2 separate regions of the Homo sapiens genome follow, and region 1 is linked to region 2. The links are chromatin loops, found by intact Hi-C in ENCODE. Cell type or tissue: natural killer cell. All regions are shown on one strand. Each heading gives the region's core, and the rest is flanking DNA. Links, peaks and the distances in the headings are about the cores only.

Evidence for each region. Hi-C counts contacts between places; a loop is a spot of excess contacts. Peaks named below come from ENCODE experiments on the same cell type or tissue, not always from the same donor. Only the 100,000 strongest peaks of a DNase experiment are listed, where the experiment ranks them.
Region 1: a loop joins it to region 2, with 7 times the contacts of the local background. A loop is called at or near these places in 1 of 110 quality-filtered maps.

Annotation. Positions count from the first base shown.
Region 1 is chr1:8,647,343-8,662,834 of GRCh38, reverse strand. RERE (arginine-glutamic acid dipeptide repeats) reads left to right here. Exons shown (of 23, transcript NM_001042681.2): 2 at 6,394-6,862. The coding sequence starts at 6,538. Among named protein-coding and RNA genes, the nearest start is that of SNORD128, 160 kb to the right of the region's middle. RefSeq lists an enhancer at 10,713-10,792. In natural killer cell, for the core only: no CTCF peak of the experiment used is centred there; DNase peaks (open chromatin) are centred at 10,124 and 11,484.
Region 2 is chr1:8,490,062-8,505,553 of GRCh38, reverse strand. RERE (arginine-glutamic acid dipeptide repeats) reads left to right here. Exons shown (of 23, transcript NM_001042681.2): 9 at 8,025-8,149; 10 at 10,392-10,491. SNORD128 (small nucleolar RNA, C/D box 128) reads left to right here and starts at 10,641; the gene lies at 10,641-10,754. RefSeq lists enhancers at 332-1,241, 2,386-3,069. In natural killer cell, for the core only: no CTCF peak of the experiment used is centred there; DNase peaks (open chromatin) are centred at 8,873 and 9,323; H3K27ac peaks cover 2,162 bases.

The DNA.
Region 1 (15,492 bases), core at 7,076-12,075, 160 kb before region 2:
GCCCAAGGCAGTGCAGCAAGCGGCAGTGCTAAGAACTTGGATCTTGGCTTCTCAGTCCAGTATCCCCAGTTCTGTCCTGGGCCCCTTCCTTAAGCTTAAGTACTGACAGGAAGTGGTTTTCTTTTTTTGTTTTTTAAGAGACAGGGTCTCACTCTGTTCCCTAGGCTGGAGTGCAGTGGTGGTGATCACAGCCCATTGTAGCCTTGAACTCTTGGCCTCAAACAATCCTCCCACCTCCCACCTCAGCCTCCCAAGTAGCTAGGACTACAGGTCTGCACCACCACGCATAGCTAATTTTTAAATTTATTTTTCTTTTGTAAAGATGGGGTCTTGCTGTGTTTCCCAGGTTGGTCTCAAATGATTGCCTCCTTGCCTCAAATGATTTCTCCACTTTGTTATCCCACAGTGCTGGGATTATAGGCATGAGCCGCTGTATCCAGCCAGGAAGTGGTTCTCTTAAATGAGATTTGGACCATGAGTATGACTGAAATTTTTGTGCTTTGTCTGAATTGGTTTTGAGAAGTAGTGTGAGATGTTTGGGGGTGGTGTTGGCTTCATTTTGAAGAGGTAAGATGGTGTTTGTAGAGGCTGAAGTAACCTAAAATGAAGAGTAATTCTGTATATTGGCTCTGCTGAAAGCTTTGATTCTTTCCCCTAGATTAAGTGGGGAATCTAATAGGATCAAAAAACTGTGAGGAATCTGGCCTTCAGCTAAATAGGTGAAGCTGCCATTTTTTGAGCTTTGGCAACTGCCCACATATTCTTACTTAAGATGAAATGATGATGTATAATCTTCTAATCAGGAAATGATTGAGAGGAATATACTTAAAAGGAGTCCTAAGGGTACTGCCTTTGGAAATGTGTAACTCATAAGTCTATTTTGAATATCCTCTGCACTCAAGCGTGAGCAATAAATGTTCTCATGAGTTTTAAAAGTTTTGTCAAAAAGTTGTACTCACTTCCTGGGTGATCTCATTCAGTCTCATGGCTTTAAAAACTAAATTATTATCTCCAGCCTGGACCTCTGCCAACTTCGACTCTGTGATTTTCTAGGCTTCTTGATCAAGCTTAACACATTCAAAGCCAAATTCCTGGTCTCCCCATGAAACTCAAACAGCAGCTTCATCCATCCAGGCCAGATGTCCTTTTTCTTTTTTCCCTCTCTCTCTCACCTCTCAAGTTTATCAGCACATCCTATTTATTTGACTCTTACCTTTAAAACATACAAACATGAGACTTTCCCCATTCTCTGTTGCTACTACCCCAGCCCTTCCCAGCTGCTGCTTGTCTTCCCGGGGTGATCGTGCCCCACTGCGCTCCTTGAGGTTTTATCAGCGGCCAGAGTGATCTCCGGTAAACAGAAGTCAGATCATGCCTTTCTTTGCTACTCACATCCCTGCTAAAGTGTCATTCGAGTAACTTCATTTCACTTGAGTAAAAGCCAGAGTCCTTTCCCTGGCCCATGAGGCCTGCCAGGATCCAGGTCCTCCTCCCCCTGCCCCTTCAACCTCTGAACTCATCTCTGACCTCTCTCCCCCTTTTTGTGCTATTCCTGCCCCTCTGGTCTCCTGTGTCTTGAGTGGGCCTGGCTCATTCCTGCTTCTGGACCTTGCACTTTTTCCCCTCTTCAGGAATCACCTCCCTTCATGTGTCCTTGGCTTTCTCTCTAATGCTCCTACTCAGGGTCAAAGCCCCCTCAGAGAGGCCTTCCCTGAACATCTTGTTTAAAATTGCAGTCCTGCAACACTGTGTCCCCCTTAGATTTCCCATGTAAGATCTTCTCATTAGGTATGGTGCCTTTTGTTGGTGGTCTCTCTCCACTGCTGAGCACATAAGCTCAAGATAAGGGCAGGGGTTTTATGTTGAGTTTTCTGCTGTTTACCAACACCTGGAGCTGTAAATAGCACATAATAGGCATTCACTTGACATTTGTTCACTGAGTAGCTGAAGCTTGTTGTAAATCTGAAATGTATTCTACATTAGATTTTCTTCCTTTTCTTATTTAAAGCATGTTATAATGTGTTTCCTGTTTCACTGGGTTGGGTAGTGATTGACACAGATATTTTCAATGTTTTTGGCTTTCCGACTGGAGAAAAATAGCTTTGGGGGCAGAGTGAGTGTGTTTCTTAAATCTGTCTGCGTGAATCATCAGCATGGATGAATGTAGGAGAAGTTGGTGCCTGTGAAGAGCTGGAGATCCTGGCAGCACAGGCAGCAGGAGTTCCTGTGCAAGCCAGATAGGGTTGAGCTCTGAGACAGCTGCACTGGAATCCTACTTCGTGCCCATTGGCTGCGTGGCCTTGTGCAGATGATCTCTTCTGAGTTCTGTAGACTGTAAAGCGAGGATGACAACTTCTGTCCAGTTCACTTCATGAGTTGGAAGAATCAAATGAGGGACTTGCTCTGTAAACCTCATGGTGCTATAATAAAGATGCTGTTGTTGTATCGTCTACTTTGTAGATCATTTCTAGCAAATTGAAGTGACAACTCTCCTTCTCAGTGCCATCTGGTTCCTCTCTGGGTCCCTTTCTTTATCTGTCACATCATTGGTATGTGTTGATCACTGTACACTAAGGCGCAGAAGAATTATAATTCATATGCTAAACATAGAGGAAAAAAATATATTCCCATTGAGCTGTATTTTAGAGCCAAATGTAAATGGTAATTGGATTGACTTTTGCTTAGATTATTAATGTTCATACTTATCTGAAAGTTGGTTATATAAATATGTCATTAATATATAAATGATATGGTATTAATTATTCATATAATTTAATATATTAATATAACATGCAGATTATGTAATATATAAATAGAGCCAACTTTCAGATAAATCAGAACATTGATTTTATAAATATACACATATACTGGATTTTGTTTTATAGACATCTTTATTGTTTCTTGAATTTTTAACTTTCTTGCTCACTTTTGGCAGAAACAACTCTATTTTCTTTGTAAATAGAAACAGTGTATGATTTTGTAGTGAGTAGTGTTGAATGTACAATTTGGACTTACTATTTTTTCTCTTTGAGTGCTGAAAAAATGTTTTCTACACAGTTTTCTGGAGCAGTTATCTTGTTAACCCCAGGGAGAATGATTTTTTTTCTTAAAGTTATCAGAAGTGTTTCTGTCTGAAACTGCAGTTGCAGTGGAGAGGTTTTCAGCCCAAGCTTTTCATTCTTTTTGGACTCCTAGTAGACACTGATGAGTTTTCAGGGTCAAAGAGGAACATTTTAACAATGGTGTTAGCTGATCGTTTTTTGTTTGTTTTTTATTTTGAGACGGAGTCTCGCTTTGTCTCCCAGGCTGGAGTGCCATGGCACAATCTTGGCTCATTGCAACCTCCGCTTCCTGGGTTCATACGATTCTCCTGCCTCAGCCTCCCGAGTAGGTGGGATTACAGGCACCCATCACTGCACCCAGCTAATTTTTGTATTTTTAGTAGAGACAGGGTTTCGCCATCTTGGCCAGGATGGCTTCGAACGCCTGACCTCAGGTGATCCGCCCGCTTCAGCCTCCCAAAGTGCTGGGATGACAGGCATGAGCCACCGCCCCTGGCCTGATAGTTTTCTTTCTTTCATGATTGGCTCGTTCATGCTCTAAACTTAAGACTTGTCGAGGAAGTAGTAGGTCTCTGTATTTTCAGTTGCTAGCACTAGTAGCCTACCAGGACTTGGGAGTTTATGACTATCTGTTTAGCAGACGGTTCATCTGGGCAAAACTTTTGTAGGCAGTGATAATTTTTCCTTTTCTTGAAATATGTTTAGAAAATGGAAATCCTGTTTGAAACAGCATGTTTCTTACATAGAAGGAAGTAATCTAGTTTTGTGCTACATGCGTTCCTTCTTCTAATGTAGCTTATGATGCATGATTGCTCCTTCATCACCTATCTTCCAAAGACTAAATACTTTCTATTTTGCTGAATGTCTAAGGATATTTGAGATGCTTATGAGGAGGTCTTTTCTGGTAAGAGGTTTGACCTAAGAGCGCTGCAGAGAATATATGGTAATTGTTATGGTTTTAGCATGACCAAAGAGAATTTTCTTTTTTCTTTCTTTCTTTCTTTCTTTTTTTTTTTTGAGATGGAGTCTCTCTCGTTGCCCAGGCTGGAGTGCAGTGGCACGATCTCAGCTCACTGCAACCTCTGCCACCTGGGTTCAAGCGGTTCTCCTAACTCAGCCTCCCGAGTAGCTGGGACTACAGGTGTCCACCACCACGCTCGGCTAATTTTTTGTATTTTTAGTAGAGATGGGGTTTCACCGTGTTAGCCAGGATGGTCTCGACCTCCTGACCTCGTGATCTGCCCACCTCGGCCTCCCAAAGTGCTGGGATTACAGGTATGAGCCACCATGCCTGGCTGACCAAAGAGAATTTTCTCTGCATCTGAAGCATGTAACTGCAAACTGATTTGTTTGTGGTTGTCAAGTAAAGAGGACCAATCTTTTGTTTGTTTATATGCACTGTTTCCTTTCTCACCCTAGTTGCATGAGAAACAGAAGCTTCTTAGATTGATCGGTTGCCTCCTTTTGTTGCATTTGAGCATTGAGAACAAGGACCATGAGTTTTCTCCTCCATTGTGGTTTTAGTTCTAACACTTGGCACATAGTATTTAGTAAAGATTTGTTGAATAAGTGAGATAGGGTATTGGGGAAGATCATAAGAAAAACAAAAGATAAATTATTTATTTATAAATTTATTGTTAGGTCTATTCCAAAACTGACTTAGAAAGACAAAATTTTTTCCTGCTATAAAATATCTGTAAGAACTGTGTTAGCTTGGAGTTTGGGATTCACTTTTCCCATTGCAGACGCTTAAAAACCTCAAGACTTTTCTTGTTGGGTTTCTTTTTGGGGAGTACTTTATTAGGGATACCATTTATAGTAGAAATCTGGAAGACTGTAAAAACCACTTAATATTCCCGAAAGATGGAAGCTTGTTTCTGGAAGCTGTTATGTTTTGTTAAGGCAGAGACAATACATTTTCTTTTCTTTATTGAGATGGAGTCTTTTGCCCAGACTGGAGTGCAGTGGTGTGATCTCGGCTCACTGTAACCTCTGCCTCCTAGGTTCAAGCGATTCTCCTGCCTCAGCCTCCCAAGTAGCTGGGACTATAGGCGTGTGCCACTGTGCCCAGCTACTTTTTGTGTGTTTAGTAGAGACAGAGTTTCACCACGTTGGCCAGGCTGGTCTCGAACTTCTGACCTCACGTGATCCCCCTGCCTTGGCCTCCCAAAGTGCTGTGATTACAGGTGTGAGCCACCACGCCTGGCCAGTAATACATCTTTAGAGAGATCATTTTCCTTGGAACATAACTGAAAATGGTAGGATGAAAAGATGTGTAAAATGTAACTGAAGGTGGAAAAATCTTGCTCTGAAGCTCTCACTTTCGTTTGAGTTAAATATTATTTTTATTCTTGAAGGAAGTTCTGGGAGTTTGTAGAAGTAGCCAGAAAATATCTTTAGAATATAGTGCTCTATGCGATATCCTGAGACTTTTTTTTCTTTTCTTCTTCTTTTTTTTTTTTTTTTGAGACGGAGTCTCTCGCTCTGTCGCCCAGGCTGAAGTGCAGTGGCACAATCTCGGCTCACTACAAGCTCCGTCTCCTGGGTTCACGCCATTCTCCTGCCTCAGACTCCTGAGTAGCCGGGACTACAGGCGCCCGCCACCACACCCAGCTAATTTTTGTTGTATTTTTTAGTAGAGACAGGGTTTTACCACATTAGCAAGGATGATCTTGATCTCCTGACCCCGTGATCCATCTTCCTCGGCCTCCCAAAGCGCTGGGATTACAGGCGTGAGCCACCGCGCCCGGCCTATCCTGAGACATTTTTGACAGTGCTGCAAACTATTACTATTTTTTCAGGTAGAAATATTTTATTTTATGTTGGAGATGGGATCTCGCTTTGTTGCCAGGGTTGGTCTTGAACTCCTGGCTTCAAGTGGTCCTTCTGGCTTGGCCTCTCAAAATGCTGGGATTACAAGGCATGAGCCGCAGTGCCTGGCCTGGAAATAATTTTTACTACAGATTCTTTCCTCTTTAAATTAATATTATGAGTTATGAAGCTCCTTTTGTATAATAATACCCATTATATGTTGTCTACCAGGGTATTGGTTTGCTTTTTCTTTAAAAAGGAGAAAACATGTAAGGTGGAGGAAGTGTAGTTTACTCTTAGGCATTCAGACAGTTTTTATTATTGGTGTCATAAAAAACCCCAAACCATTTGCTGAGACCAAAAACTGTAGTTTTTAAATTTTAACACTTAATTTTTCTCCTGTGGCTTGTGCGAAGTTTTTAGGTGTAAAGCATGAATAAGTAAGAGATTCATTTAACAAAACATTATTTTAGGAAACAAATATGAAAAAGCGTTAAAACCATTCTTTTTTCTCTCCTAGCATTTTTGAAACGTTGGGGTTGTTGGAGTGGTTGGATTTTCCCTGGAATTGAGTGAGAAATTCAGAAGACTGAAGCCCAGGCTTACTGTCTACCTTTCACGGAGGCCTAGCCGTGAGAGGACAGAAGAAGGCACGTGGCGAATCATGACAGCGGACAAAGACAAAGACAAAGACAAAGAGAAGGACCGGGACCGAGACCGGGACCGAGAGAGAGAGAAAAGAGACAAAGCAAGAGAGAGTGAGAATTCAAGGCCACGCCGGAGCTGTACCTTGGAAGGAGGAGCCAAAAATTATGCTGAGAGTGATCACAGTGAAGACGAGGACAATGACAACAATAGTGCCACCGCAGAGGAGTCCACGAAGAAGAATAAGAAGAAACCACCGAAAAAAAAGTCTCGTTATGAAAGGACAGATACCGGTGAGATAACATCCTACATCACTGAAGATGATGTGGTCTACAGACCAGGAGGTAAGGAGCCTTACGTTTGGGTCTTGCCAATGTTTACAGTGGGGGAATGATCTTGGCATTATGGTGAAATAAATACGCTTTGTACACTTTAAGGAAGGCTTGGAATCTAGAAGAGTAGGAAACTTAATTTGGTAAACATGTGACCCACTTTTGGTCAGTTAGGTTCACCCACTTCTTGCTTGTGTCTGCCTTAATTTGCTCTTGTGTCCTGGTTTATGCATTCATGAGTTCTTTTCTTATTTTCCTGTGCTGCTTGTTCTCTAACTGGACCATCTGCTTAGTATTTTTTTGTCTTTTGAATTCATGCTTGCTTTTTAATCTTCAATCATAAATGAGACTGTGGTGACCCTGCAGAATTGACTGCTTGGTGGAGACAAGTAAACCTTAAGATTCTTGGAAACAGGAAATTTTACCTTGGGACAGGATCGACCAGACTCTAGAGAGGTACTTTTTAAAAATGGCCTTTAGGCCAGGCATGGTGGCTCACGCCTGCAATTCTAGCACTTTGGGAGGCTGAGGCGGGTGGTGACCTGAGGTCAGGAGTTCGAGACCAGCCTGACCAACATGATGAAACCCTGTCTCTACTAAAAATACAAAAATTAGCTGGGCTCGGTGGTGTGCACCTCTAATCCCAGCTACTTGGGAGGCTGAGACGGGAGAATTGCTTGAACCCAGGAGGTGGAGGTTGCAGTCAGCCGAGATCACACCACTGCACTCCAGCCTGGGCAACAGAGCGAGTCTCCGTCTCAGAAAAAAAAAAAAGCCCTGAAGATCAGAGATGTATTGCTCCTGCTAACTTCCTTTTCCAAAAATTTGAGCTTCAGGCTCTCTAATCAACAATAATAGAAGTAGTCATCTAACCTGCTTGGTTTTCCAGAAAATGTATTATGGTCACACCAGTATATTGTGGCTTATAGCATTGCTCAAAAAAAGACAGACTCAACTTTTAGATGAGATCAGGGAAACAAGTGAGTCAAAACCTGTTGAACACTAGCAAAGCCTTTCCTTTTCATTTGATGTATTGTGTGTATTAAGACACCTTTTTTAGGCTGGGCACAGTGTAATCCCAGCACTTTGGGAGGCGGAGACAGAAGGATTGCTTGAGCTCAGGAGTTCAAGACCAGCCTGGGCAACGTAGTGAGACCCCCATCTTTACAAAAAATTTTTACAAATTAGCTGGGCCTGGTGGCACACACCTGTAGTCCCAGCTATTCAGGAGGCTGAGGCAGGAGCATCACTTGAGTCTGGGAGGTCGAGGCTGTAGTGAAGCATGATTGCACCACTGCTTTCTAGCCTGGGCAACAGAGCAAGACCCTGTCTCAAAAAAAAAAACAAAAAAAAACAAAACAAGATCCTTTCTTACAGAAGCCAGTAAAACCTAGGTGAAATCATTTTGTTTGAGTTACTTTTACTGTTGAAGAGTGACATGAATTTTGTATGAGATGTAATTAGCAGATTAAAGCTGCCCATTTTTATGTTTTTCTGAGAAGGAGATTAAAATACTTCACTGTGTTATGTCCATAATCTGGAACAATCATTTTACTGAGGAATGCTGTTACTGTTATGAACTTCACGTCAAGTTCCAGATTTTCATTCTCCCACACAGGAGTTTTTTAAATTTCAAAAGATGTCAGTGGGGCTGGGCACGGTGGCTCATGACTGTAATCCCAGCACTTTGAGAGGCTGAGGCGGCGGGAGGATTGCTTGAGTAGTGTGGAGACCAGCCTGGGCAACATAGTGAGACCGTATCTCTGCAAAACAGTAAAAAATTAGCTGGGAGTGTGATGAGACTGCAGTCCCAGCTACTCAGGAGGCTGAGGTAGAAGAATCCCTTGAGCTCAGGAGGGCAAGGCTGCAGTAAGCCCCGTTCACATCATAGCACTGCAGCCTGTGCAGCAGAGCAAAACCCTGTCTCCACCCCTCCCCCCCGCAAAAAAAAAAAAAGTCAGTGCTAGAACTTAATACAGACAAATTTGCATTCACAGCTACAATTTCTTGGTTGGAGATTAACTGAGAAGGTATTTGTGTGATATAAATTGATCAGAGTGGAGGTTTTAGAGCAGTTAGAAATCTGCTGTAACGATTAAATGATGTGTGTAGGTTACAGTACTGTCTGTATTTATCTTTGATGTAGACTCAGCTATTGGGCAGTAAGAATTTCTTAGTGACTGAAGAATCTCTCAGAGTTACCACAGATTGCTTGTTTAGGGCGTACGCACATCTAAATCATGGGAAAGGAACAAAACATGTTAACCCTTTTTTTTTTTTTTTTTTTTTTGAGGTGGAGTCTCGCTCTGTTGCTTAGGCTGGAGTGCAGTGGCGCGATCTTGGCTCACTGCAAGCTCCGCCTCCCGGGTTCACGCCATTCTCCTGCCTCAGCCTCCCCAGTAGCTGGGACTACAGGCGCCCACCACTGCGCCCAGCTAATATTTTGTATTTTTAGTAGAGACGGGGTTTCACCGTGGTCTCGATCTCCTGACCTCGTGATCTACCCGCCTCGGCCTCCCAAAGTGCTGGGATTACAGGCGTGAGCCATCGCGCCTGGCCAACTCTTTTAGATATAGATTACATTATGATAACTTCAGTATAAGGAAAGATTTACTTTTTTATTATCCTTTCTCTTGATAACAATTTAATGTGGTAATACAGTTTGGATCACTGTCAAAAGGCAAGCTGCCTTGTGCAGTATTGAATGCTAACCTTTCTCAGCATTTATAATATGGAACGTTATTCTGGTGTCAGTGGGGACATTTCACCAAAAATAGTAGTCAAATATGTGTGGAAAATGCTGCCTGTACAGTCTCCCTCATGAGAGAGTCAGAATTAGTGACTCCAAGAAGCCCGACAGTTAAGGAAACCTCTTTAACATGAAAAACACCGGCTATTTTTCCCATTTATGGGACTGTGGCACCCTGTTTCTGCTGAGTATCTCCCTAAAAATAGAAATAAACCAACAAACCACAAACAGTCTTGGATCTGGGCACAGTGGCGTGTGCTTTTAGTCTCGGCTACTTGTGAGACTGAAGTGGGAGGATCTCTTGAGCACAGGAGGTCAAGGTTGCAGTGCTCTATGATTGTAGTGAAATTTTTACAAATTAGCTGGGCGTGGTGAACTATGATTATAGGAAGTCCTCCTGATAATGATTTGGCTGTGTGTCCTCACCCAAATGTCACCTTGAATTGTAATAATCCCCACGTGTCAAGGTCGGGACTAGGTGGAGATAAATGAATCATGGGGGCAGTTTCCGCCATCATGTTCTTATGATAGTGAGTGAGTTCTCACAGGATATGATGGTTTTATAAGGGGCCTTTCCACCTTTGCTCAGCCCTTCTCTCTCTTACTGTCATATGAGAAGGATGTGTTTGTTTCTCTTTCCACCATAATTGTAAGCTTCCTAAGGCCTCCCCAGCCCTGTGGAATTGTGGATCAATTAAACCTCTGTCCTTTATAAATAACCCAGTCTGAGGCAGTTCTTTATAGCAGCGTGAGAATGGACTAATACACCTCCCTTCTTGAGTCTGGAAGAATATGTGAAGGGAGATTGCTAAGGACTTATTTACAGAATGGTTCTTAAAGTGCTTGGGCAAGAACTATGTATTTGTGGAGGCTGGTAGTGTTTCAGTGAATCTGAAAACCTTTGTGACATGTGAGAAAGGTATGCTGTCTCTGAAAGCTAAGTGTATTATGAAGGATCTATAAAGGCCACACATGGTTTGGAAGATTTCCGTGGCACCCAGAGCAAGACAGCTCCATGTGAGGCACCCTTTTGCTTGAGTGGGGGCTGTGCCTTTGCATCCTGCCAGGTCCAGTGGATGTCTATTTGGTAAGGAGACTGTCTTTGACCTTCTCAGTGGTTTCCTTTCGTTTTGGTGATGGATTTGAAGCTGAGTTAGCTGCCTTCTCCAAACAGCTTTTTCTCTAAATGAGTATTTGTTAAATATTGTCTGTTCTTTAGGGTTACTTAAACTGAAGAATCAGAAGTAGGGTGCTGGGCTGGGCAAGGTGGCTCACACCTGTAATCCCAGCACTTTGAGAGTCTCAGGTGGGAGGATCACTTGAGGCCAGGAGTTTAAGGCTGCAGTGAACTACATGCCATTATATTACAGCCTGGGTGACAGAGCAAGACTGTCTCTTAAAAAACAAAAAACAAAACCAAAAAAACCAGCAGAGTACTGTGATTAGATTCCCAGATGGGGGTTGAGTTTTTTCTTTCCTTTGTTTTGTTTCCTGATTTTTTTTTTTTTTCTTTTGAGACAGGGTATTGCTCTGTCATCCAGGCTGTCAGTGGTATGATCACAGCTCACTGCAGCCTTGACCTCCCAGGCTCAAGTCATCCTCCTGCCTTGGCTTCCCAAAGTGCTGGGATTATAGGCCTAAGCCACTGCACCTGGTCTTTTACTTTCTTGATATAAACTACTACAATAACATCCTTTGTTAGTGATGAAAAACCATTATCCTCACCCACTTGCAGAGATCCTGTGTGCTTAGTTGTATCTTAAAAGCTTAGGATCTGTGGAGAATGTTGTAAAGGATATCTTCAATGGATTACTAGCTTAAAAAAAAACAGAGAGTCTCACTCTGTCGCTCAGACTGGAGGGTAGTGGCGTGATCATAGTTAACCACATCCTCGAACTCCTGGGCTCAATTGCTTCTCCTGCCTCAGCCTCTTGAGTAGCTAGGACTACAGGTGTGCTTACACCTGGCCTATTAACAATTTTTTTGTAGAGATGGGGTCTTGCTATGTTATTCAGGCTGGTCTTGAACTCCTGGCCTCAAGTGATCCTCCTGCCTCCATCTCCCAAAGTCTTGGGGTTATAGGTATGAGCCACTGCATCTGGCCAAATTACTAGTTTTTAAATGGTAGATTTTTTTTTTTGAGACGTAGTCTCAGCCTGTTGCCCAGGCTTGATGCAGTTGTGAGATCTCAACTCACTGCAACCTCTGCCTCCTGGGTTCAAGCAATTCTCCTGCCTCAGCCTCCTGAGTAGCTGGGATTACAGGCACGTGGCACTACACCCAGCTAATTTATTTTTATTTATTTATTTATTTAATTTAATTTAATTTTTATTTTTTTTTGAGATGGAGTCTCACTCTGTCGCCAGGCTGGAGGGCAGTGGTGCGATCTCGGCTCACTGCAACCTCCGCCTCCTGGGTTCAAGCGATTCTCCTGCCTCAGCCTCATAAGTAGCTGGGATTACAGGCGCGTGCCACCATGCCCAGCTAATTTTTGTGTTTTTAGTAGAGACGGGGTTTCACCATGTTGGCTAGGATGGTCTCGATCTCCTGACTTTGTGATCTGCCCGCCCCGGCCTCCTAAAGTGCTGGGATTACAGGCGTGAGCCACTGCTCCTGGCCTAATTTTTGTATTTTTTGTAGAGACAGGGTTTTACCACATTGGCTAGGCTGGTCTCGAACTCCTGACCTCAGGTGATCCACCCACCTTGGCCTCCCAAAGTGCTGGGATTACAGACGTGAACCACCGCTTCCAAGTGAATAGATCTTTAATACTCATTTATTTCTATGGGATATAAAGCACAAATTAAGATTTTTCAAATATTTATTGCTTTCTACATCTCTGAATTGGTTTTACTACTCAGAATAAGTATAAATTATAGGGACCTCTCGAAATGTCACTGAGAATGAGCATAGCAGGGATACTTTGAGGATAAAGGTAGGCTTTCATATAATCATACTTTTCTGTCCCAAGCTATATTTAAATTGTTTAGTGTTTAGAAGCATGTGATCTTATGGAGAAATTAAATATTATTTAGAATTTATCACTACGGTTTAATCTCATGCGTTGTCACAACCAGGTCTTTTTCACCTTTGCTGCTAAACTCTGGGATTACCTTAATTTTGTCCTTAGGAGCTCAGCATAATAGATTTTGTTACTTACACTGCCCATGTTCCCGCCTGCCTCGGGGCCTTTGCACTTGCTCTTCTCGTCTCGGTAACACACTTAATTCTTATCTTTTCTTAAGCTCTGCCACCCCAGTGTCACTGCCTTTCTCCCAGGTTAGTCAAATACATTTCCTTAATAAATACTGTTATAGCCTTTTTTGTATCTTTTCTTCTAGCACTTAGAACAGTAATAATTTTATTAGGATTAATAAGTCTCCCTTCTCCAAAAAAACAGCAATTCTTATTTTCCCCCACTCATCATTGAATTCCTGCCATCTACTGACAATAGTGTACACATAGTGTGTATTCCATAATATATATACATTTTTTTTTTTTTTTTTGAGACGGAGTCTTGCCCTGTCATGCAGGCTGGAGTGCAGTGGTGCAATCTCAGCTCACTGCAACCTCCGCCTCCTGGGTTCAAGTGATTCTCCTGCCTCATCTTCGAGAGTAGCTGGGATTACAGGCGTGTGACACCACGCCCGGCTAATTTTTGTGTTTTTAGTAGAGTCAGGGTTTCACCATGTTGGCCAGGCTGGTCTCGAACTCCTGACCTCAAGTGATCTGCCCACCTCGGCCTCCCAAACTGCTGGGATTACAGGTGAGAGCCACCGCGCCCAGCCTGTATTCCATAATATTTGTTGAATAAAGAAATTTCTAGAAACATTAAAAAAAATTATTGACTCATTGATGATGTTAAAATTAGAATAAGACTTCTGGAAGTCTGTTTTGTATTACTTCCCAATGAATGATTTAACAGACTTGTTTAAAAATAAAACCAAAACAAAAACCTTGTGGGGCTCTATTGTATATTGTCCTTGAGTCAGATCTAACTTCTTTGTTGTCTGTCAGCCATTACTCCTGTTTTGAGATGACTGTCACGGTAACAAATTGATTTATTACACAGCTGTGTGCAGCCAGATTTTCCTTCTGGGCTTCTTTAGCATAGGATATTGATTTCTGGAGTTTGCTGTAGGTGGCATATTAATTTCTTTCTACTGTTTTCAGTTAGGTTCTAGGAAATTTGATTCCTTTATTTCTGGTGTAGGTAGAACTGGTTAAAAAACTAACTTCATATTATTGTGAGATTTTTTTTTTTATTTTGGCATATTGGTATTGCTTGCTATTTGGATAATGAAATGTATTTTTTTTTTCAAAAGTATGTATTAATTTTTTAACATTTTGTCATATTAACTGATAATTTTGTTTGATTGTCCTATTTACCCTATAGTCCTAGAATATGTGTTCCTTCTACTTTCATGAACATAGTGCAAAACATGTATTTATGTATATAAGTTTGTGGTTTGTGAAATCTTAGGTGATGCAAAATATTTGACCATTTTATTTGACAATTTTGAGGAAAAATGCCCTGGAAACTAGAATTGTTTACTTTGATCACTTAAGTGTTATTTTCTTTTGATGCAAATGGAATTTAAGCTGGAAAAAATTCAAACTAGGCAAAATGAAACCTGAGGATCTAGTTTGAATAAAAATGGAATATACGTTATTTCTAAAACCTATTTAAAGTAAATGACTATAGGTCAGGTGCAGTGGCTCACGTCTGTAATTCCAGAACTTTGGGAGGTGGAGGTAGGTAGGTAGATTGAGCCCAGGAGTTCAAGACCAGCTTGGGCAACATGGCGAAACCTTGTCTCTACTCAAAATACAAAAGTTAGCCGGGCTTGGTGGTGTGCTCCTGTAGTCCCAGCTACTTGGGAGGCTGAGGTGGGAGGATCCCTTAAGCATGGAAGGTTGAGGCTGCAGTGAGCAGTGATTGCACCACTGCACTGCAGCCTGGGTTACAGAGTGAGACCCCATCGCAAAAACAGGTAAATGATTTCAACATGAAACATGATGTTGAGTGGACACAGAAGAGCATAATACTGTATAATTCCTTTTATAGAAAATTTTAAAACAGCCACAACTAATCTTTGGTGTTTGAAGTCAGGAGAGAGATTGCCCTATGGGTACAGGGAACAGAACATTAAGGGGACCCCCAGGTTCTGGCCATGTTACGTTTTATGGTACTGGTTACATGGACTTGTTCTGTGAAAATTTACTGCATTTTGCACTTCTCTGTATATGTATTACACTTCAGTAAAAGTTTGCCTTAAAAGAAAAAGTAAAGATAACATGCAACTATTTTCTAAATGGAAAATTTCCATTCAATCAAGTTACTGTTTAAAGTGGGGAGGGAGTCCCCGATATTTTAACAAATGGTCCTAACATTTAGCTACTGCGTCTTCACTGAGGTCTGTGGAGGCTGCAAGTGGTGTCACATCCTTAGTTCTCTGAATCATCGAAAGCTTCTGTAAGGCAATTAATTACTCAGACAAACATTTCCTTCCCAAAATAAAACAAAACCAAGATGTGGTATTTGGTGTTCCAGGGGACACACACACACACACACACACACACACACACACACATACATATTTTAAATAGAAGCTCATTTGATCTGTAACTTTTTATCTACATCTCAATATTTAGAAGAATTTTAGGTATTAATAGATGTGACATGCAAATGAAGGTGTCTTCTTGAAACATTCATATTTTGTGGTGGGGTAGTTTTATTGATAATGGCAAGAATATTTTTGTGTAACATAGCATAAAGGCATCTTTAGGCAGAGCTTAATGTTTTTTTTCCGACATGTGACAAATTCAGTTGCACTTATTAGACCTATTATTAATCTGCTTAAAGCTTTTCAGTGTATTCCCTGTTCACCAG
Region 2 (15,492 bases), core at 6,781-11,780:
AAAAAAAAAATTAACCTTTTTATTAGGAAAATATTAACATATACAAAAGCAGGGAAAGAATAATACAGTAAAGTCCTTCTCTTCATTACTCAGCTTCCTCAAGTATCAAATCCTAGTCAAACCCATTTCATTTATTCCCCCTCACACCTCTTCCTGCCGTTATTTTAAACGCCTCACAAATACATCATTTTCCTTGTAGATGTTCCAAAAATAAGGGATTTGGACACAATCACAATATATCAGAACATATAAAAATTACCAATTTCTTAATATTCAAGTGTATACGATGCCCAGATTTCCCTAATTGTCTGTCTGTATCTTTCTCTCTTTCTTTATATTTTCATAGTTCAAATTAGAATCTAAATGAGAGCCATTCATTGCAGTTGGTTGATACATCTCTTAAATCTCTCTTAATTCCCAGGTCCTTCCCCTAGTCCCCCAGTGTATGTGGTAAAGAAGCTATTTCATCCTGTAGGGTGTTCTGCAGTCTAGATTTGGCTGATTGCATTAAATTTGTTACTTTGCTCTTTGCATGACTTGAGAATTAGTAGTTAAATCTAGAGGTTCGGCCTCATTCTAGTTTGGTACCCTGCCTTCCAGAAAAATGCTTCCTGGGTGGTGGTAAGTGCTTCTGCCAGGAGGCTCATATGTCTCTTTTTTAATTGTAATTAGCAGCCACTGATCATTTATTTTTTTTTTTTGAGACGGAGTCTCACTCGGTCGCCCAGGCTGGAGTGCAGTGGCACAATCTTGTCTCACTGCAACCTCCGCCTCCCGGGTTCAAGCCATTCTCCTGCCTCAGCCTCCTGAGTAGCTGGGATTATAGGCGCCCGCCACCACACCTGGCTACTTTTTTGTATTTTTAGTAGAGACGGGGTTTCACTATGTTGGCCAGGCTGATCTCGAACTTCTGACCTCATGAAACACCCGCCTTGGCCTCCCAAAGTGCTGGGATTATAGGCCTGAGCCACCGCGCCTGGCCACCACTGATTATTTCTTAGATCCATTATTTTATTAGGGATTTCAAAACAGTGATATTCTAATTCTGCCATCCATTTATTCCTTGTACAAATAAATGAAACTTCACCCTTATCTTTCCATGGTTACCAGTGGATTTTATTTTTTAATCTATAATCAACTTTAATCAGTTCTTATTGATGATTAAAAGATCCATTTTGGGCCAGTAGGAGCATCTTCCTTCGTATTTGTCCTTTTCACTTAATCCCAGTGGTTTTTGTCCTTTTCACTTAATCGTTTTTCTCTAGTAAGACATGATTTTACTGCCTCACCTTATACATTGTCTTCCCTAGATGTGGAATTAAACTTGTCTCAGAAGAGCCCTCTTTTATTGTAGTGGGAAGTGGTATTTACATACTGGGTGCTGGGGTATTCATTCTTACTGGGTTGGTTGCTATTTCGAGGCCTTTTCAGTAGACAGAATAGGAAATAGGTGTTTTATTTCCCTACTTTCTTAAAGATAAAATACATTCTAAATTTATGCTGATACATCCAATTCAAATTCAGATTTTTCTATGGCCTTTATACTAATTCTGTCCTTCTTTTATGTATATCTTTATTTTTTTCCCGTGACTCAAATCCCATTTTTTAATGACACCAACAAAATTACTTATTTGCTTCAATTCCATAATACACATATAACAGCCCAGAATAGCAATAATCACATGGCTACAAACAGTATGCTTATTGAAAACAGCTTGGTATTGCATTTTGTTATGTATATCCTGCCAGGGCTGTATAAGCAAATTAATATATCTTAGAGTTACTTGAAACAGTTCCTAGAGTAGAACCAGCTCAATTGTTGCATTTCTTTCCATTTGGTGTAGTTTTAATGAGATTATTATTATTTAAGCTTCTTATTTTCATTCCCTCTGCCCCTTCTTAGATAAATAATAACATAATATACATCCTTTTGCTACCTTTCTTTTAACAGTATATTCTTGTGTTCTCCTCATAGCAGTATATAGAGCTCCTTCTCATTCCCTTCTATAATACTATTTCATAGAACTCCATGTATGAATGTAGCAGTTTATTCATCTGATCCCTATTAATAGGCATATGAGTTGATTCCAGTCATTTGCCATTACATGTAATGCTGCAGTGAATAGCCTGTGCATATAGATTTTGATGTTTTTGCCAGTGTATCTTGGGGCTATATCCCCAGAAGCGGGATGGCTGACTTAGAGGACAAGTGCATATATAATTTTGGGGGTTTTGCCACATTCCCCTCCACAGAGATTGTATCAGTTTGTGTTGACACTAGCAACTAATATGAGTGCTAATTTTTTTCGTGGCTTTATGTGTTGTCAAACATTTGGCTTTATGTCAGTATGATAGATGCAAAATTGAATATGTGCCATTAATTTGCATTTCTGTTGTCAGAGAGGTTGACTCATCAATTCTTTTTTATTTATTTATTTATTTATTTATTTATTTATTTATTTATTTTTAATTGATCATTCTTGGGTGTTTCTCGCAGAGGGGGATTTGGCAGGGTCATAGGACAATAGTGGAGGGAAGGTCAGCAGATAAACAAGTGAACAAAGGTCTCTGGTTTTCCTAGGCAGAGGACCCTGCGGCCTTCCGAAGTGTTTGTGTCCCTGGGTACTTAAGATTAGGGAGTGGTGATGACTCTTAACGAGCACGCTGCCTTCAAGCATCTGTTTAACAAAGCACATCTTGCACCGCCCTTAATCCATTTAACCCTGAGTGGACACAGCACATGTTTCAGAGAGCACAGGGTTGGGGATAAGGTCACAGATCAACAGGATCCCAAGGCAGAAGAATTTTTCTTAGTACAGAACAAAATGAAAAGTCTCCCATATCTACTTCTATCCACACAGACCCGGCAACCATCCGATTTCTCAATTTTTTCCCCACCCTTCCCGCCTTTCTATTCCACAAAACCGCCATTGTCATCATGGCCCATCCCCAATGAGCCGCTGGGCACACCTCCCAGAAGGGGTCGTGGCCGGGCAGAGGGGCTCCTCACTTCCCAGTAGGGGCGGCCGGGCAGAAGCGCCCCTGACCTCCCGGATGGGGCGGCTGGCCGGGCAGGGGGCTGACCCCCCCACCACCCTCCCGGACGGGGCGGCTGGCCAGGCAGAGGGGCTCCTCACTTCCCAGTAGGGGCGGCCGGGCAGAGGCGCCCCTCACCTCCTGGATAGGGCGGCTGGCCGGGCGGGGGGCTGACCCCCCCACCACCCTCCCGGACGGGGCGGCTCGCCAGGCAGAGGGGCTCCTCACTTCCCAGTAGGGGCGGCCGGGCAGAGGCGCCCCTCACCTCCCGGACGGGGTGGCTGGCCAGGCGGGGGGCTGATCCCCCCACCTCCCTCCCGGACGGGGCGGCTGGCCGGGTGGGGGGCTGACCCACCACCTCCCTCCCGGACTGGGCGGCTGGCCGGGCAGAGGGGTCCTCACTTCCCAGTAGGGGCAGCCGGGCAGAGGCGCCCCTCACCTCCCGGACGGGGCGGCTGGCCAGGCGGGGGGCTGACCCCCCCCACCTCCCTCCCGGACGGGGCGGCTGGCCGGGCGGGGGGCTGACCCCCCCACCTCCCTCCCGGACGGGGCGGCTGGCCGGGCGGGGGGCTGATCCCCCCCACCTCCCTCCCGGACGGGGCGGCTGGCCGGGCGGGGGGCTGACCCCCCCCACCTGCCTCCCGGACGGGGCGGCTGGCCGGGCAGAGGGGTCCTCACTTCCCAGTACGGGCAGCCGGGCAGAGGCGCCCCTCACCTCCCGGTCGGGGCGGCTGGCCAGGCGGGGGGCTGATCCCCCCACCTCCCTCCCGGACGGGGCGGCTGGCCGGGCGGGGGGCTGACCCCCCACCTCCCTCCCGGACTGGGCGGCTGGCCGGGCGGGGGGCTGACCCCCCACCTCCCTCCCGGACTGGGCGGCTGGCCGGGCGGGGGGCTGACCCCCCACCTCCCTCCCGGACGGGGCGGCTGGCCGGGCAGAGGGGTCCTCACTTCCCGGTAGGGGCGACCGGGCAGAGGCGCCCCTCACCTCCCGGACGGGGGGCTGATCCCCCCACCTCCCTCCCGGACGGGGCGGCTGGCCGGGCAGAGGGGCTCCTCACTTCCCAGTAGGGGCGGCCGGGCAGAGGCGCCCCTCACCTCCCGGACGGGGCGGCTGGCCGGGCGGGGGGCTGACCCCCCACCTTCCTCCCGGACTGGGCGGCTGGCCGGGCGGGGTGCTGACCCCCCACCTCCCTCCCGGACGGGGCGGCTGGCCGGGCAGAGGGGTCCTCACTTCCCGGTAGGGGCGACCGGGCAGAGGCGCCCCTCACCTCCCGGACGGGGCGGCCGGCCGGGCGGGGGGCTGACCCCCCCACCTCCCTCCCGGACGGGGCGGCTGGCCGGGCAGGGGGCTGACCCCCCCTCCCGGACGGGGCAGCTGGCCGGGCAGAGGGGCTCCTCACTTCCCAGTAGGGGCGGCCGGGCAGAGGAGCCCCTCACCTCCCGGACGGGGCGGCTGGCCGGGCGGGGGGCTGACCCCCCCCCCCCCTCCCGGACGGGGTGGCTGCCGGGCGGAGACGCTCCTCACTTCCCAGACGGGGTGGCTGCCGGATGGAGGGGCTCCTCACTTCTCAGACGGGGCGGTTGCCAGGCAGAGGGTTTCCTCACTTCTCAGACGGGGCGGCCAGGCAGAGGCGCTCCTCACATCCCAGACAGGGTTGCGGCCCAGCAGAGGTGCTCCTCACATCCCAGACAGGGCGGCGGGGCAGAGGCGCTCCCCACATCTCAGACGATGGGCGGCGGGGAAGAGGCGCTCCTCGCTTCCTAGATGGGATGGCGGCCGGGCAGAGACGCTCCTCACTTTCCAGACTGGGCAGCCAGGCAGAGAGGCTCCTCATATCCCAGACGATGGGCGGCCAGGCAGAGACGCTCCTCACTTCCCAGACGGGGTGGCGGCCGGGCAGAGGCTGCAATCTCGGCACTTTGGGGGGCCAAGGCAGGCGGCTGGGAGGTGGAGGTTGTAGCGAGCCGAGATCACACCACTGCACTCCAGCCTGGGCACCATTGAGCACTGAGTGAACGAGACTCCGTCTGCAATCCCAGCACCTCGGGAGGCCGAGGCTGGCGGATCACTCGCGGTCAGGAGCTGAGACCAGCCCGGCCAACACAGCAAAACCCCGTCTCCAACTCATCAATTCTTATGATTAAGAGGCATTTTCGTTTCTTTTTCTGTAAACTGTCTAATTATATTTCTAGTCCATTTTTCTCAAGAATGGGGGGGAGGTTGGTCCTGCTCACAGTAATAGTACTTTTCGATTAATAACAGACATTAGAGAACTGCTGTACCCAGTACTGTACTCGGTGCTGGGGAAGCAGAACTCAGTACTAGTGTCAAAGACCTTTTGACTCCAACATTTGTTGTGTTATTGTTGTTGTTATTATTATTGTTGTTATTATTTTGAGACAGAGTCTTGCTCTGTCACCCAAGCTGGAGTGCAGTGGTGCAATCTCAGCTCACGGGAACCTCCGCCTCCCAGGTTTCAAGCGATTCTCCTGCCTCACCCTCCCAAGTAGCTGGCACTATAGGCGTGTGCCACCACGCCTGGCTAATTTTTGTATTTTTCGTAGAGACAGGGTTTCACCGTGTTGGTCAGTCTGGTGTCGAACTCCTGACCTCAGGTGATCTGCCCGCCTCGGCCTCTGAAAGTGCTGGGATTACAGGCGTGAGCCACCACGCCAGGCCCATTGTGTTTTAATTTTATCCCACTATTTTCACTATGTGTTAAGCAGAACTAATTGTGACACTCAGTTCAATGTTAGAGAAGTCAATACTTAACCAAAGAAGAACATCCTTGCTTGGAGAAAGTCAGCTTGATACACATTTAGAGGCATGGAAGACAGCCTGTAAAGCTGTGTGGGTGCTGATGGCTAGCCTGAGAGCCACATGGCCTACTAATGTGATGTTTTGCTATGCAGTTGCCTCAAAAACTTGAATACCAACATTTAAAACCACAAACTTTTACATAAATGTGAAGATTTCTGGAATTTGGAAAAAGATGGAGGATGTACACACACTGGGTCCCATTCCTGTGTGGCAGCATTCCCTGGATGGGGCGGTTCTATCTCCATTTCCCCGTGGTCCACTTCACTCTTGAGTTCTTCACACCTGCACATCCAGGTCGGGAGCCACTGCCACACATAGCTGTTCAGCACTTGGAATATGGCTAGTCCAGATTGGGATATGGCATTTTGTTTAACGTGACTACTAGAATATTTAAAATTAAATATATAATTCTTATTTTATTTCTGTTGGATGGTGCTGGCTTATATTCAGCCTGCTGCATTCACTTAAATTGTTTGCCCAGGCTTCATGTCCCATGGAGCTCTATCAGACTCATGTGCCCATGGTCATCATTTGACAGGATGAGAACATGAGTATCTTGCAAATATCTGACTTTTCACAGGTCTCTGCTGGTTATGGTGGTCATGGCACCTGCTTGCTCTTGCTCTGTCCCAGCAGAGTGTGGGTGAGAAAATGCCACAGGTATTTAAATCTGATCACTTACAGTCTTGGTGGGGAGCACTGTTGCTCGAATATTTTTTTAAATTCTTTTTATTGAGGTATACTCTATGTACAGCGAATTGTTCGTATCTTATGTATGCTTTTCAATCTGCCGTGATGATTCGTATCAAGGCACAGAACATTTCTGTCATCCCAGAAAGGTCCTTCCTGTTCTTCACAAGCAATTCCTTCTTTCGTAAAGAAATCACTGCCCTGATTTCTGTTACCACAGGTCAATTCAACTACATATGTGTGTGTGTGTGTGTGTGTGTGTGTGTGTGTGTGTATATATTTATTTTTTTTTTTTTATTTTTTTTTTTTTTGAGATGGAGTCTTGCTCTGTCACCTAGGCTGGAGTGCAGTGACACAATCTTGGCTCACTGCAACTTCTGCCTCCCGGGTTCAAGCGATTCTCTTGCCTCAACCTCCCAAGTAGCTGGGATTACAGGCACATACCACCACGCCTGGCTAATTTTTGTATTATTAGTAGTGACGGGGTTTTATCATGTTGGCCAGGCTGGTTTTGAACTCCTGACCTCAGGTGATCCACCCACCTCAGCCTCCCAAAGTGCTGGGATTATAGGCGTGAGCCACCATGCCCAGCCTCAACTATATATAAATTTTTAAAATTTAATTTAGTTTAATTTTATTTTATTTTTGAGATGGAATTTCGCTCTGTCTCTCCCAGGCTGGAATGCAGTGGCACGATCTCAGCTCACTGCAACCTCTGCCTCCCGGGTTTAAGCAGTTCTCTGCCTCAGCCTCCTGAGTAGCTGGAATTATAGGCGCCCGCCACCGTGCTCGGCTACTTTTTGTATTTTTGGTAGAGACAAGGTTTCAGCATCTTGGCCAGGCTGGTCTTGAACTCCTGACCTTGTGATCCACCCACCTCGGCCTCCCAAAGTGCTGGGATTACAGGCGTGAGCCACCAGGCCTGGCCTCAACTATATTTTTTAATGTTTACTTAATACTCATCTAGTTTTGGTATTGACCATGACTTATATTGCTATTGACTGTCTTAAGAGTAACACTATTCTAATAGGATAGCTCACTTAATTTTTTAGCAAATATCCTTAGGTGAGGTATCATTTGCATATGTCTTCTTTGTCAACTTGTTATATTGGAAATGTATGTGTGTTTCCTTCTTTATCAATAGCTGTTATCATCTAAAGACATTATTTTGTTTTTTTGTTTATTTTATGCATATGTGTGTGCTTCAGTTTTACTCTTGGTATCATGCTGGCACTGGTTTACTTTGACACTGTTAAGCAGATATTAAGCAGTCTATTGTGAAATCTTCTATGGTGAAATGATCCTGACATGTGAAATAGGTCAGTTTAAATGACTCATGGTTTTGTTGTTATTTTTCTGCTGTCCAAGGAAAGAGTCTCAGTAAAACATTGTATATGTTCCTAAAGACTGCTTATTGAGATAGCTCTTTATAATTAATACATGCCTTGATTGTGACTTACTCATCCCTGTCTTACAGGCCAAACTTCCAGATCTGCAACCATTTCCTTCTCCAGATGGTGATACAGTGACCCAACATGAGGAACTGGTCTGGATGCCTGGAGTTAACGACTGTGACCTCCTTATGTACTTGAGGGCAGCAAGGTAATAGGAATCTACCCCCATCCTGCTTTCTGAATTAGACCATCTGAACTGATTATAGGCAGTAAACTTTGCATTTCCCCTGAGATTTTATTTCTATATTGGGCGTTCTCTGACTTTAAGTTTGGTTACACCCTCTGTAATCGGGACCCTGGCTCTTCTTACCAGAGAAAAATAGTTTGAAGTAATTTTTTTCATGATGAAGTAATGTTTTTCTTCTTGGTGTTTGCCCCACATCAAATTTTGGAACTTTTCAAGAGGAAAACAGCTTAGGCCATACATACAGTTACCAAAACCTCTCAATCCAGTTGAGTACTTCAGTCATTCAGCTCATCTGAAAACCCCACTACAGAGGGGTGGGGGTGAGGGGAGGGAGAGCATTAGGACAAATAGCTAATGCATTCGGGGCTTAAAACCTAGATGACGGGTTGATAGGTGCAGCAGAGCACCACGGCACACATATACCTAATGTAACAAACCGACACGTTCTGCACTTGTATCCTGGACCTTAAAGTAAAATTTAAAACAAAAACAAAACCCTCTACAGATTTCATGTTCTGTCTCTACTTTGTGGCTGTTCATTAGTGCCTGTCCTGAACTTGACATTTTTGTGGCTTGCCTACATGAGAATATTTATCTGTGATCACCCTCGTGGCAGTTGCATAGAACATACAAATGCCTTCGATGCAGAGAGAAGTGTGAATTCGCTCCTCACACGGCACAGAGCGGGCACCACAGAGCGGTCGTCACAGAGCAGGTGTCACAGAGCAGGCAGGCAGACTTTGTATGTAGTGATTCTGGGTCTTGGCAACGACAACAAAAACATGAAAGCAAGGATTAGGGCATCTGAATTTTAACCCTGGATGGGTTTGTGGGTTTCTTTTTTTTCTTTTTTTCTTTTTTTTTTGGTTGTTACTTGTTTTGTTTTTTTGAAACAGGGTCTTGCTGTGTCACCCAGGCTGGAGTACAGTGGCACAATTATAGCTCACTACAGCCTTAACTTCCTGAGCTCAAGCGATCCTCCTGCCTCAGCCTCCTGAGTAGCTAGGGTTATAGACCCGTGGCACCATGCCCGGCTATTTTTAATTTTGTTTTTGGTTGAGATGGGGTCCTTTCTGTGTTGCCCCAGTTACCTGGCTGTTTTCTAGTCAACGGTGTTGTGCATGGTGGCATTCAGTAGAGATGAGAATGTGTAAGTGGAGTGAATGACTAAGAGGTTTTATCTCTGGTTTCTCACCTTTTTTTTTTTTTTTTTTTAAGACAGGGTCTCACACTGGAGTGCAGTGGCATAATCATGACTCATTACAGCCTTAACCTCCTGGGCTCAAGTCATCCTCCCACCTCGTCCTCCCCAGTAGCTAGGACTACAGGCATGCACCACCATACCTGGCTAATATATTTTTTTTCTCTCTCTATGTTGTCAGGGCTGATTTTGAACTCTCTGGCCTCAAGCAGTCCTCTGGCGTCAGGCTCCCAGAGTGCTGGGATTACGGGCATGAGCCATCACACCCAGCCATGATTTTTTACTTTTAATTCACCTAAAGGTAGTTGATATGCAGAATGAGAGGAATTAAGTAAAATTTTAGATGACTTAATTTCACATGTTTTCTGGAGACTTTTCTTTCAGAAGATTGTCATCTACTGAAATATTGTGGCTCATAGATTTAGATTCTTCATGCTCTCAAATCTAAAATCTTAGTACTGCTAAAACGTGGGAAGAAACAATACAAATGGATCTGACTAAAAGTAACATATGTCTTTCTGCGTGAGTGAAGAGGAACTTAAATTTATTTTTGGTCTGGGCGTGATGGCTCACGCCTGTAATCCCAGCACTTTAGGAGGCTGAGGTGAGCAGATCACCTGAGGTCAGGAGTTCGAGACCAGCCCGACCAACACTGTGAAACCTTGTCTCTACTAAAAATACAGAAATTAGCTGGGCATGGGGTGTTCCTGTAATCTCAGCTACTCGGGAGGCCGAGGCAGGAGAATCCCTTGAATCCTGGAGGTGGAGGTTGCAGTGAGCCAAGATTGCGCCACTGTACTCCAGCCTGGATGACAGAGTGAGACTCCATCTCAAAAGAAAAAAAAAAAAAAATAGGAGCAGAGGCAGAGCTGGGAACTGGTTCATCATGCGTGTAGTAATGGAATTTGTTCTGGGCTGGAAATGTCCTCTGAAAATTGAAGGTCTAAGTCTCTGTCCTGATATTACTATGTACTAATAAAGGAAAAACCTTTTCTTCTGAAGGAGCATGGCGGCATTTGCAGGAATGTGTGATGGAGGCTCTACAGAGGACGGCTGTGTCGCAGCCTCTCGGGATGACACCACTCTGAATGCACTGAACACAGTAAGTCTTTTGAAGTCACCCTGAGTGGGAAGACACTTCTTTTTCCCCTGAACTGGCTGTAGGGAATGTGTGATGAGTGCGGAGCATGAAGTCGCCTGTAGACTCAGGAGTGAGTTGTGGTCTTGGCTGTTGGGTGCCATGGGGGCTCCAGGCCAGTGATGTGGCACCTGCAGGTTCATTTCCTAATCTGTGTCTGTGCTGCAGGTTTGAGGTGACTCTCAAATGAGATCCTAATAATAGCACCTGATACTTAACTGAGGCCTCACAAAGCCAAGTACTGTGCATAGAAGATCTTGCTTAATCCTCACAACCACCTCTAGGTTCTATTTTTATTTTTATTTATTTTTTATTTTTTTGAGATGGAGTCTCGCTCTGGCAGTGGCGCGATCTCAGCTCACTGCAAGCTCCGCTTCCCGGCTTCACACCGTTCTCCTACCTCAGCCTCCGGAGTAGCTGGGACTACAGACACCCACCACGCCCAGCTAATTTTTTGTATTTTTAGTAGAGACGGGGTTTCACCATGTTAGCCAGGATGATCTCAATCTCCTGACCTTGTGATCCTCCCACCTCGACCTCCCAAAGTGTTGGGATTACAGGCGTGAGCCACCACGCCCGGCCTCTAGGTTCTATTATTATCACCTTTTTAGACATAAGGAAATAAGTTGAGAGAGATTAAGTCACAATTTAAGGTCATACCCCCAAGATTGGAATCTAGAAGCCGTGTTTTTGTACTTCACTGTTTCTGAGACCATGTATTTATTTTAAAGCACATGGAGGGATGGGAAGAAGCTAAACTTTTTTGCATAAACTTGTTTTTTATAAAGTATACTTTGGAACATGTTAATATTTTACATGACTATAAAAAGTTTTACACGAATAATTTCTAAAAAATTAAAAGTAAAGGGAAATGAGGCTAATGTTACTGAGTTGGTTGCATGACATACCATCATAATTACTCATCTACTTTAATCCCATAATAAACACACAGCAGCTCAGATAACAACACACTGCTGCAAACAATATGATTACTGAAACCAGTTGTCTTTCGTTCTTTGTTTGTTGTTGTTGTTTTTATTTGTTTTGGCCTTAGGCTATATCCCATGGGGCTGTATAGGAATATTAATGTATTTTAAAGTTACATGAAATAATTCCTCTCTATCATTACTAATGTGAAACCATTAAATCTGAAGAGCTAATGATATTTATGGAATCAATTTCTGATATATTGATAGTCTGCATCGTTGTGTATGTGTATGTAGGCTGTTGAGTATGAGGCTAAGCACCTCTTCTGATGATTAACCAAATGTCATTTAAGCACCCCTTTGTTCTTTTTCTTTTTTCTTTTTTTTTAATTTCTTGAGAGGTCACTATAGTTAGAAGAGACTTTCAAGATCATCTGTCCCAGTTTCTAAATAGGAGAATCCGAGGCGGCTAGATGACTTAAATACTGACAGTCCCAAAAGTTCCTAACAGAGGGAAGAAAGTAGTCCCCATTCCTGATTTAGAAATCTACTGTGCAGCTTGCTTTTGAGGAAACGTAGATATCTGCGTGATATGGCTGATTTTTATTCCTAGTATAATTAGGTTTCTTGAGTATGATATAACATTTGAGTGGTTTTGCTAGGGATATGCCATTCTGTAAATAAGAGAATGTTTTTTCACATTGTCATAAATATTGTGTGTTTGTGTACATTGTCACTGATTCGATAGGATAGTTAGTGGGGATTTTTTTGTTGGTTAGTTTTAAATACAAAATCTTTATTTTGAGCATATGATTAAGCCAGAAGGGGCCTTTAAGATTATTTTACAGATGAGGAAGCTGAAACTCAGAGGTTGATGATACTACTGCCCAGTAGAGGCTGTGGTAGGTTAGATATGAATGTCTGTGAATTCAGAATACCTTAAAAGTGTGTGTACAAAGAGAAAGTCTTTGATAGGAACTTTTTTCTGTTGTTGTTGTTTGTTGTTGTTTTTTCTTGAGGCAAAGTCTCGCTCTGTCACCCAGGCTGGAGTGCAGTGGCACAGTCACAGCTCACTGCAGGCTCACTGCAGGCTTGACCTCCCAGGCTCAAGTGATCCTCCCACTTCAGCTTCCTGAGTAGCTGTAGCTGGGATTACAGGCATGTGCCACCGCACTCAGCTAATTTTTGTTTTTGAGACCATCTTGCTCTGTTGCCCAGTCTGGAGTACAGTGACACAGTCTTGGCTCACTGCAGCCTCAACCTCCCAGGCTCAAGCTTTTCTCCCACCTTAGCTTCCCAAGAGCTGTAGCTGATATCATAGACGCCCACCATCATGCTTGACTAATTAAATAAAAATTTTTTTTGTCAAGATGAGGTCCCACTGTATTGCCCAGGCTGGTCTCGGACTCCTGGGCTCAAGTGATCCTCCTGCCTCGGCCTCCCAAAGTGCTGGGATTACAGGTGTGTGCCACTGCACCTGGCCTTTTTTTAAGTTTTATTTTTTTTGTAGAGACATCGTCTTACTTTGTTGCCAGGGCTGATTTCAAACTCCTGGTCTTAAGTAATCCTCCTGTCTCAGACTCCCAAAGTGCTAGGATTACAGGCATGGGCCACCATGTCTGGCCAGTTGTTCTCTGTATAAAAGCTTTGTGAAAAAAATCCTGCTTTCATAACTGTGCTATCAGTTGAATTTTGAATAATGAAGATCTTGCCATATTTAATTAAATGTCTATTTTTGGCACTTTCTTGAATGTATATGATTTATTCCCCTTTTTATTCCAAACTCTCTTAAGAATTCTGTAGACCATACTTCAGTATAGAAATCATTTTGGCTACTTTTGCCCATGGTTCTTTGTGGCAAGCTCCTTCTGAAGGTTTTGTTAGCACTCCCAGAGATTTTTTTGTTGTACAATTTTTCATTTTTATGACACTGAAACTCTTCAGACTAGCCTGACATGGCTCAGGTGTCTTAGGTTATGTGTACATATTTTGTGATGAATTGAAAAGTTATGTGCTGTTTTAATTTTTGTACTTCACTGTTGAACTGACTCCGAAAACTTCAGTTGCAAGCATTTTCCTAATGAAAAATGAATGAAAATATCCTGTGAGAGAAGTTACTGGGATTTTTTACTTCCCTAGAGTAATAGAAGATTTGAGCTGTGTTAAGTAATAAGTTAAAAAGATATATACATTGTTGTGTGGAAAGCATTTATTGTTTTCTTAGAGTATAGCATAGATTTAAAACAAGGTTAGGCATTTATCAGTTTAGAAGAAACCTGTGAGTAATTAGTGTATATTTCCTGCTTCCTAGGGCAACATAGAACTTAAATGAAATAGGCTATATGGCCACATTAAAGTGTGTTGAACATCCAGTAGGAGTATTTAAATACGAGTAAATTTAAATAAATCGTTTCATTTTTAAAACTGCAATTGGTTTAGAAAATTTTTGAGCTGTCAGTTCTTTTTTGTTTGTTTGTTTGTTTGAGGCAGGATCTTGCTCTGTTGCCCAGGCTGGAGTGCAGTGGTGGATCACGGCTCACTGCAGCCTTGACCTCCTGGGCTCAAGCAGTCCTCCCACCTCAGCCTCCAGAGTAGCTGGTACCATAGGTGTGCACTACCATGCCCAGCTGTTTTTCTTGTTTTGTTTTGTTTTTTGTTTTTGTTTTGAGATGGAGTTTTGCTCTTGTTGCCCAGGCTGGAGTGCAATGGCGCAATCTTGGCTCACCACAACCTCCCAGGTTCAAGCGATTCTCCTGCCTCAGCCTTCCGAGTAGCTGGGATTGCAGGCATGTGCCACCAAACCCGGCTAATTTTGTATTTTTAGTAGAGACAGGGTTTCGCCATGTTGGTCAGGCTGGTCTCGAACTCCCGATCTCAGGTGATTCACCTGCCTTGGCCTCCCAAAGTTCTGGGATTACAGGCGTGAGCCACTGCGCCTGGCCCAGCTGGTTATTTTTACTTGCAGAGATGATGTCTCACAATGTTGCCCAGAGCTATCAGTTCTTTATGACAATTATGTGGACCTATTTTTGAATCTAAGCTCTTAGATTACTTATTTTTATTCTGTTTTTTCTTCATTATTAACAAAAGAGATTGCTAGTGTGTAATTTTTGAAACAACTTATTGAGGTAAGATTTATGTATAATAAACTGCTCTGTTTCAAAGTAAAAAATTTGAGGGTTTTCAGATATATAAATCTGTGAAACTACTTATAAATCTGTGAAACTACTATAATGTCAAGATACAAAACATTTCCAACACCCCCAAAAGTTGCCTCATGGCCTCTTATAATCATTTTCTGCTTCCAGCCTCAGATAGCCATTGAAGTATCGTGTTTTCAATGTTTTTTTTATTTTTTTAAAATCATTTTGGAGTAGTTTGCATTTCGCGGAATGTTACAGGAATGGAATCATATTGTGTGACTTCTTTGGGCATAAGGATTTTGAGAGCCAGTTGTGTTTCATGTATCGATAGTTCATCCCCTTTTTATTGATAAGTATTCCCTTGTATGGATATGCATATTCACAATTTTTTCATATTCTTTAACCTTGTTAAACAACATTCTGGTTGTTTATAAGCTTTTGGCCATTATAAATAAAAGTTTTTTCAACATTGTTGTATGAGTCTTTATGTTGACATTTATCTTCAGTTCTCTCAGGTAAATACTTGGAGTGGCAGGATTGTTTGTACGTAGGAAGCTCTCTCAGAAACTGTCAAACAGGTTTCTTTTCTTTTCTTTTCTTTTTTTTTTTTTTTTGAGATGTTGCCCAGGCTGGAGTGCAGTGGTGCGATCTCGGCTCACTGCAACCTCCTCCTCCCAGGTTTAAGCAGTTCTCCTGCCTCAGCCTCCTGAGTAGCTACAGGCATGTGCCACCACGTCCAGCTAATTTTTTTGTATTTTTCGTAGAGACAGGATTTCACCACGTTGGCCAGGATGGTCTTGACCTCTTGACCTCGTGATCCGCCCGCCTTGGCCTCCCAAAGTGCTGGGATTACAGGCGTGAGCCACTGCGCCTGTTCTGTCAAACAGGTTTTTTTT